Linked DNA regions of Mus musculus: region 2 is linked to region 1. The links are chromatin loops, found by intact Hi-C in ENCODE. Cell type or tissue: left cerebral cortex. All regions are shown on one strand.

The links. Hi-C counts contacts between places; a loop is a spot of excess contacts. Peaks named below come from ENCODE experiments on the same cell type or tissue, not always from the same donor. Only the 100,000 strongest peaks of a DNase experiment are listed, where the experiment ranks them.
Region 2: a loop joins it to region 1, with 2.6 times the contacts of the local background. A loop is called at or near these places in 3 of 42 quality-filtered maps.

The regions. Positions count from the first base shown.
Region 1 is chr4:117,827,583-117,831,582 of GRCm38, reverse strand. No RefSeq gene overlaps it. Among named protein-coding and RNA genes, the nearest start is that of Slc6a9, 5.7 kb to the left of the region's middle. In left cerebral cortex, a CTCF peak has its summit at 1,894 (motif pointing left); DNase peaks (open chromatin) are centred at 1,517, 1,883, 2,727 and 2,902.
Region 2 is chr4:117,881,657-117,885,656 of GRCm38, reverse strand. B4galt2 (UDP-Gal:betaGlcNAc beta 1,4- galactosyltransferase, polypeptide 2) reads left to right here and starts at 2,181. Exons shown (of 8, transcript NM_017377.5): 1 at 2,181-2,555; 2 at 3,840-3,881; 3 at 3,987-4,000. Atp6v0b (ATPase, H+ transporting, lysosomal V0 subunit B) reads left to right here. Exons shown (of 8, transcript NM_033617.3): 6 at 1-28; 7 at 363-553; 8 at 1,016-1,327. The coding sequence ends at 1,042. Gm12841 (predicted gene 12841) reads right to left here and starts at 2,107. Exons shown (of 4, transcript NR_168719.1): 1 at 1,942-2,107. In left cerebral cortex, a CTCF peak has its summit at 2,431 (motif pointing left); DNase peaks (open chromatin) are centred at 1,584, 2,194, 2,809, 2,945 and 3 more places; H3K4me3 peaks cover 2,134 bases; H3K27ac peaks cover 1,708 bases.

The DNA of each region.
Region 1 (4,000 bases):
GGCAAACAGGAAGCATCAACCTTGGCCCTGTCCAGGTAGCCTTCCAAGTCTCCAGAGCAGTCAATGCCTAGATTCTTAAATGCCTTTAACAGAGCCTTACAATGCCAAGGAAGCCAGCATTCCCAGCACTGTGGAGGACTCAAAAGTCTGTACTCATGATGCTGAACAAGTATACGATGTCTAAACATTCTTGGCATCCAACTTGCAGAACACCATTGGCATAGGTCACCAGAGAAGAGGAGAGGTGGCTCTCTGTGACTGGTATAAGCCGAGGAGTAGCCATGATTGAAGTGAGCTGGAGGTAGCAGTGACAAAAGTGGAGATGTCCCCCACCCAACCCTCCATGCTCCCACCTAGGCCTGGAGAGGGGCCGCAGTTAGAATGGCTTTTCCTCAGGACCTGTAAAATTTAGCGAGCACTTAACCAAATATTTCTGAGTGTCCACCGTGTGCTGAGAATTATGTCACTCTCTGAGAACGTGGCTCCGAGAAAGAGGGGTCTCCCCCGTCCACACATGGGGTTCTCGATGTGTATCCTTGTTGGAGTGTTGGTGTATAGTCCAATACAAGGCCGTCTGGGGTCCATGTGTAGCCAAGAACATGGCAGTGATACTGAGCTCATGGGCATGCCATAGATACCGTGCTGTTATGTCACCAGGAGCGGTATCCACAAGTCAATGTGTGTCACCAGCAGGCTATGCTAAGGTGCTATGTTCATCAGACTGGCCATTCCAATGATCCTTCCCTCCACAGTGCTGTTCCAAGGAATGGGATGGAAGGTCCCTGGGATTCCCAAATATCGAGTCTCCCTGAGGAGGGCAGGGCTGGCTCCAGACCTGAGGCTGGTTACCCAGTGCTTCCCTATGGTGGGATAAATTCTTCCCACTGTTGCTGTTCCCAATGAACCCAGAGCCTCTATGGATGGGGAGGACAGGAAGAGGAATGGTTATGTGTGAAGCAGCCAACACCAAAATAGCTCTACCCTGGGGGAGGATCCTGTGACACCGCCCCCTGCTCCCAATCCAGCTGCTGACCTGGTGCCTGGGGAGCACTTCTTTCTGATCCCACTTTCCCAGCTTCTCTTGGACATGAATGATGGACCAAGCTTCCCCCCAAGTGATGACATCACAGGGAATGAGGTTGCTGGGAAGAGAGCCCTCGAGGGAGGGCTGGGGACAGGGTGGCCTGTTGCCTAGGTGGGTGGGGTTCCTTCTGCTGGCAAGCCTTTCTACAAGGCCAAGCAGCTGAGAAGGCAGGGCTGGATAAGGCATGTGGGGTACAGGGGGTGTGTGCCTTATCTGTCCCAGACACATGTCTGATAAGCCTCTTACCAGGGCCTGGCCCCGGGGAGCAGGTGTGGAGCCGGCTGGAAGAGGGGAAAGGCCAGCTGGGGCTGGCTCCGTACCAGGAAAGACAGCAGGGTCAGGAAGTTCTGGCGCAACCCAGGAAAGGGAAGGAAGGCTGTCTCTGTGAGCCGTGTGGATTGGTGCTCAGAGTCCTGCTTCCCAGCGTTGGCCTCCCCAGGTCCTCAACTACTGAGACTTGGAACCCATGTCTCTGGGATTCCTCTGTGCCAGGAGCAATGGCGGAAGCCCGACATTGTGTGGGATTAAAGGATTTGCCCAGTGGGGGAGTGGGAGAAGGGAGCCTCGTGTGTGGGAACTGTGCATGCTCCCTCCCAGTCAGGGTCTTCTCCTGGAGTACGCCCTGCATGCCCAGAATCACACAGGGGCCCTAGCTGGGTTTCCCAGACCCTTCCCAGCCTCGATACACCTGTACACCTCCCTAGTCTGCACATATCCCCACACGCCAGGAATCCCAGCCTTCCTGGGACATTTACTTCCAACAAATTCCACAGACACCTTGGAGCCCTGGTGCCCTCTGGCGACAAGAGCCACACATGGCAGTTACCGTGACTCCTCAGGTCACCCTGGGTCAGACAGTATTACCATACTATCATTTGCCTGGTTGTTTTGTTATCTTCACATCAAATTTGTAAAGTAAAAGTAATCTCCATTTTCTAGCGCTAAGGACATACAGGTTAAATAACTATACAAGTAATCAGTGGTAAAGATTGAACTTGAGCCCGGGCTGGCATGTGTCCAAAGTCTATGCTATCAGAGTATGTACAGACTGCTTAGAGTGTGTGTGAACATGGGCACCTGAGGCAGACCATGTTTAACATAGGGGCCATGCTGGTCTCTGAGGGTCATGAGTGAAGTTGAGGCTGTCTGTCTGTGACTATGAATCAGTAAGAATTGGTTTGGACACATTGAGGTTGGCTGTTGGCTGTTGGGACTTTTCTATGGCTTTTATGTGACTGTGTAGCTGTAACATACACATGGTTCAGCTTGTGACTTATGATGTGTGAGAGTAGCTACAGCAGTGAGTGTGTGAGAGAGGCAGACAGACAAAGGTAGAGACACAGACAGACAGACAGAGAACTATACAGAGTTATACAGAGCAACCCTGTCTCAAAACAAAACAAAACAAAACGAACAAACCAAAAACCAAAAGAGAACATTACTGTGTGACTGTATTATGGACATTCTGCAGCTAGTGGAGTTGTGGGAAGAGAGAAGGGCGGAGGGCCCTGCGTTCCCAGCACCACTAGGCTTTGAGTCCCAGGACTGTGTCACTCACCATGACATACATGATGGATGGCGCTTCACATGCCTGATACAGTCCCTGGGGGCCGAATTCTCCTCCTCTCCTCCCCCGACTTTTATTTTTTGAGGAAGTAAAGCAAATAGTACCACAGATGGAGTTGGTCTTCATTTTTTTCCATGAGATATTTATGAAAGCATTTTACATGCCTTGGAGTGATAGCTTTTTTTTTTTTTTTTTTTTTTTTTGAGTCCTTTAAAAAGAAAATGGGCCAGAGAACCAGCTGGGCAGGTGAAAGTGCTTGGTGCTTGCAGCACTAGCCTGACGAGGTGAATTCCGAACCTCTGTGGATGCCCAAAGCAGTAAATGAAGGTCTGTAATACCAGCATGCTTATGGGAGGCAGAGACAGGAGAATGAATCCACAGAAGCAGGCCAGCTACCCTGGAGCATGAAGTGCAATGATAAAAAGGAGATCCTGCCTGGAGCAAGGTGAAGGGGAGGACCAGTATCTAAGCTTATCCTCTCACCTGAGCATGCATGCGCGCGCGTGCACACACACACACACACACACACACACACACATTAAAGTAAATATGGAGCCAGGTGGTGGTGGTGCACTCCTTTAGCCCCAGCACTTGGGAGGCAGAGGCAGGCAGATTTCTGAGTTCGAGGCCAGCCTGATCTACAGAGTGATTTCCAGGACATCCAGGACTATACAGAGAAACCCTGTCTCAAAACAAAACAAAACAAAACAAAACGAACAAACCAAAAACCAAAACAAACAAAAAAGTAAATGTGGCTATTGTGTTCTTTTATTATCTAGGCTGAGGCTGCAGCTGACTATGTAAACCCAGGCTGGCCTCAAATTCACACTGCGCCTTCCTTCTCAGACTGGGATTGCAGTGCTGAGGTTGTCGTCTTATTGCAGGGGTCATAGGTATACACCGCCATGCCTGGGTTAGCTGTTGTCATTCTTTAACTTGAGCAATTCTGAGATGTTAACTGATCAAGTGCAAAGATCCTTTCAGGGCATCCACAGGCAAAAGCTATTTGCTAACAACAAATCATTAGCTGTCACTTTGACTTGCTGATATTTTCACTGAGGACACCAGAGTGACAATGAGTAGAAATCCTGGCATGTAAATAGGGGTCAAGGAACTTGGCAACTGACTAGGAACTATGCATTGGATTTTTTTTTTTCCCAAAAAAACAGGGACTGAGGGCTAGGTTTGTTTGGAGATGTCCTGATTTTTTATGTGTATGCATGTTTTACCTATGTGTGTGCATGGAGGTGACTACAGCAGTCGGAAGAGAGCATCAGATCCCTGGATCTGGGGTTATGAGTGGTTGGAAGCCACCATGCAGTGACTGGGAATCAAATCTGGGTCTTCTA
Region 2 (4,000 bases), 54 kb before region 1:
GCCATTGGCCATCGAAACTACCATGCAGGTAAGTGGGTAACATAGAGCTCACTCGGCATGGTGCTCTGGGCCTTTAACCCCAGTCCTGGGACGGGGGTAGCACCAAGTGAGTTAAGAGGCCAGCCAGCACTACATAATGACATAGTGAGACAGACACCCTACCACACATACACGCCTGGGCCTTACACACTTGCTTCTACCACACGTACACACCTGGGCCTTACACACTTACTCCTGCTTCCTGGCTCCATAGCTGAGAGTCTCAGCTCTGCAGAGTTGGGGTGGGACTGGCCCTGCTAGCCCACACTGGACCATTCCTCTCCTGCTTGCCTCCACCTCACGAGCTACTTCTTATCCTCCAGGTTACTCCATGTTTGGGGCTGGCCTCACAGTCGGTCTGTCCAACCTGTTCTGTGGAGTCTGCGTGGGCATCGTGGGCAGTGGGGCCGCCCTGGCGGATGCACAGAACCCCAGCCTCTTTGTAAAAATTCTCATCGTGGAGATCTTTGGCAGTGCCATTGGCCTCTTTGGGGTCATTGTTGCAATCCTTCAGGTGCGAGTCCCCCTAGAGAGGAACAGAAGTGCCTCCCTTTTTTCCCCTTCCCATCTCTTGGTCCCCCTTTGTCTCCTGCTCTAGATGCACGCATCTTTCCTAAGTCTCTCCATTAGCATCTCTTTCCTCGGCTGCCTCTGAAAATGTCTTTGTGGAGTTTCTGTCTCTCAGGGTCTGTGTTCTGTATGTATGACACACTTGTCAGTAGACTAGCATGTCTAAATTCATATTTTCCAGTGTGTGAGTTTGTGACTTGGGTGCTTGACTGGGCTGACTCTTGGCGACACTAACACTGTCCATGGGACTTGTCTTCTCTGTTGTACAGCTGAGCTCCTTTGTTACTGTCCATGTCTGTTTGTCTGTCATAGTGTGTCTGTCCGTCTGTCCACCCACTGGCCTGCTGGTTCTGGTCTTGTCACTGGTCACTGTCCCTGCCTGATTTGTCCTGTTTTTCCTTTGCAGACCTCCAGAGTGAAGATGGGTGACTAGATGACCTGTATGGGTGGGGCCGTGCCCTACTGTTATTTATTGCTGGTTTTCCTGGGACAGCTGGAGCTGTGTCCCTCAGCCTTTCTGGGGCTTGGTGTTCAGGGTCTCCCCTGCACTCACCTCTTGCTGCCTGTTGACTCTGGAGGCATTGCAGTCCAGACTGAACCCCAGTGTGGGGAGTGGGCTGCTGATGGTGACTGTGTACAGCTGTGCACCTGTGCCCCCCTCAACCCCCATCCAGCCCATCTTCCTAGTGTTTGTGAAATAAACTTGGTATTTGTCCCAGTCAGTGAGGCTTCTGTTGGCCCCTTGCGACACCTTTCACAAAGGAAGGGGAGGACCTGTTCACTCACTCCAACCTCCTGTAACTTTCTGTCTACACATCATCTCTGCTCTGGACCTTGCTGGCTCCTGGGTGGCAGATCAGGGTGCTAGGCTGGCTGTAATGCTGGCACCTCTTCATTGAAGAGTCTGGGCTCTGAGATCCTCCTAGCCCTATGTCTTTGGACCCCTGTGCACTAGACCCAAACTCACTACAGCTAATTCTCCTCTCTGTCGCTATACTCCTGAAACTCCCCGCACCTGGATTTTCCTGGAGAACAGTGTTTTACATTTGATAGTCCAGTATGAACACCTAACCCTTCCAGAAACCTCTTCTATGGTCTTAGTTCCTAGGGCCTTGTTCAGCTCCGCCTATTCCTATACAATTCTTGATTCCAACACCACCCTAAATCTTACCCAACCTGCTTTTACCTAATAAGTCCTTTTCAGTCAACACCTTTAGGGGTCTTACCCAGCAGGCAGCCCTGGTTGGCTGACCTTGACTCATGCTCCCAGGAAAGAGTTGGCAAGGCCCTAACCCTCTGAATTGCCCACTATCCAGACCCCGTCCCAAATACCTGAAGGGCCTTAGCCATCCGGCTCCTGGTCTCTTCCCATCCCTAAAGCAAGCTGATGGAGGAACCTGATGGATTCCTGCGTCCTTCCTGGGTCTCAGGCATCCGCAAACGCACCTCCCCGCTGGCTGGGCCGCGCAGGGCCAACGGCAGGGGCGGGCGGCGGAGCGGCGCGCGGCGCGTGCGGGCGCACTGGAGGCGGGGGCCGCGGGGGCGCGCGCGCGGGCGCGCCGGCCTGGCCTGCCCCTCCGAGGAGCCGTAGCGCGGGAGGGAGGCGGCAGCGCAGTGGTCCGTCGGTCCGCCGGTCCGTGGGTCTGCCGGGCCCCGCCCTGCCTCCCGGGGCGGCTCGGCTCCATGGCCCGCGGCGGCGGCGGGAGGTGGCCCCGGAGCCTCGGGGACCGCTGACCGGGCGGTGGGGCCGGGCCATGGGGGACAGAGCCGTCCACAGCTGCTGGAGCCGGGATCCCTACCCGAGCTGGAGCGGCGCCCCCTGCTGAGCCCCGAGCGCTGCGAGAGAGGAGGGCGCGCGCGGCCCCCCACCCAGGGCCCCGACATTCCAGACCCGGCCCGGCTAGGGGGCCGCCCGCGCGCCGTCACAGATCCCAGCCCAGGACCCGGTGAGCGAGGCACCGGCGCTGCCCCCGGCCTGGCTGCACCCCACCCTACCCCCATCCCGCTAGCCTCCTGGGCTCCGGCGTCCGCCCCCATCCGGCCTCCCTCATTGTCCTCGCTCGCCCCGGCCTTGTGTCTCGCAGAGGCGCTCGGCCCCGGCCCCACTTCCACATCCCCCACTGCATGCACCCCTCCCCAGGGCTCCACACCCACCTGTCCTACTGCCTCCCCCGTCCCGAGGTGCCACGTGTTCAGCCTCCCAGCCCCGCCCAGACGCACCCCTCAGTTTGGTGGCTAGCCTGACCCAGAGCCCCTGCCCTGGAGGGAGGGGTTGGGAATACTTGCACGTGGGTCTGGGTGTATGGCTACGCTTGTATAAGTCCGAGCCGCGGTTTGTTGATATATGTGGCTCCGTATGTTACTGTCACCCCAAGTGTGTCTAGCTCTATATGTAGGTCTCTGTGTGTCCCTTGAGTGTGGATGCCGACTGCTGGTACTAAAGCAGTCTATGTGATTTTGTGACTGTTTGAGATATTCTGCTCTCAGGAGCATGGCCAGAAGTATTTTTTGACCTTTTGGAACTACAGGGGAGACCTGGTTCGAGCAAGGGCACCCCCAGCCCCCACCACCTCTGCCAGTGTATGAACTTTACTCCTCTAGGGTCCAAGTGTACCCCATTTCAGGAATCAGAACTAGCTTTGCTAATCAGGCTCCAGAGCTAGCTAGCTAGCCTGAAATCTTAGGTGAGGGGCTCTCTATTGCTTGCCCCACGGGGTATGCTCTTGCCCCTTGTTCCAGTGGGAAGGACCTGTTTAAACATCTCTCCTTTTTGGGTGGAGGGCACTCTTGAGTGCTGAAGGCTCCTTCTCAGCCTGGTCCTAGTTGGCTAGGCCTGCTTGCTGTTGGGACCTGAGTGCTCAAACTGGCCATGGGTCTAAGTGACTTCCCTTCATGGCCCTCGGAAGGACTAAATGAAGTCATAGTATAAAGAATTCCTTACGTGATGGGCACTCAGTAAGTGATCCATTCTCTAAACCATGTGTCCTGTGTTGAGGATTCTGTCCTGTGATGTTGCTGGTCCCTGGGCCACAGGTGGAGCCTGTGGATAAAAGTGGTTTGGTGCCGAGGTACAGTCCTGGGTAATCAAATTCCCCTGTCTGTACTGTTGTGGGTATGCGTGCACGGAGTTGTACGGTGAGGGTTTATGTGTGTGGTTAGGTGGTTTGAGTGCTGGGGTGTGCCTAGGATAGCAGATACTGAGTTGCCAGCGCCTGTTGGTGTGTTTGCAGGTAGAACACAAACAAGCCCGTGAGTGTCAAGGTGTATGAAAGGTAAGTATGGATAAGGAGCTGGGAATGAGCAGCCAAGTCGGAAGCAGGTGGGGCTCATCACCTGTCCTAGTCTGACCTGTGGGATCTCTCTCTCCCTCTGTTCAGGCTGTCAGCCGGAT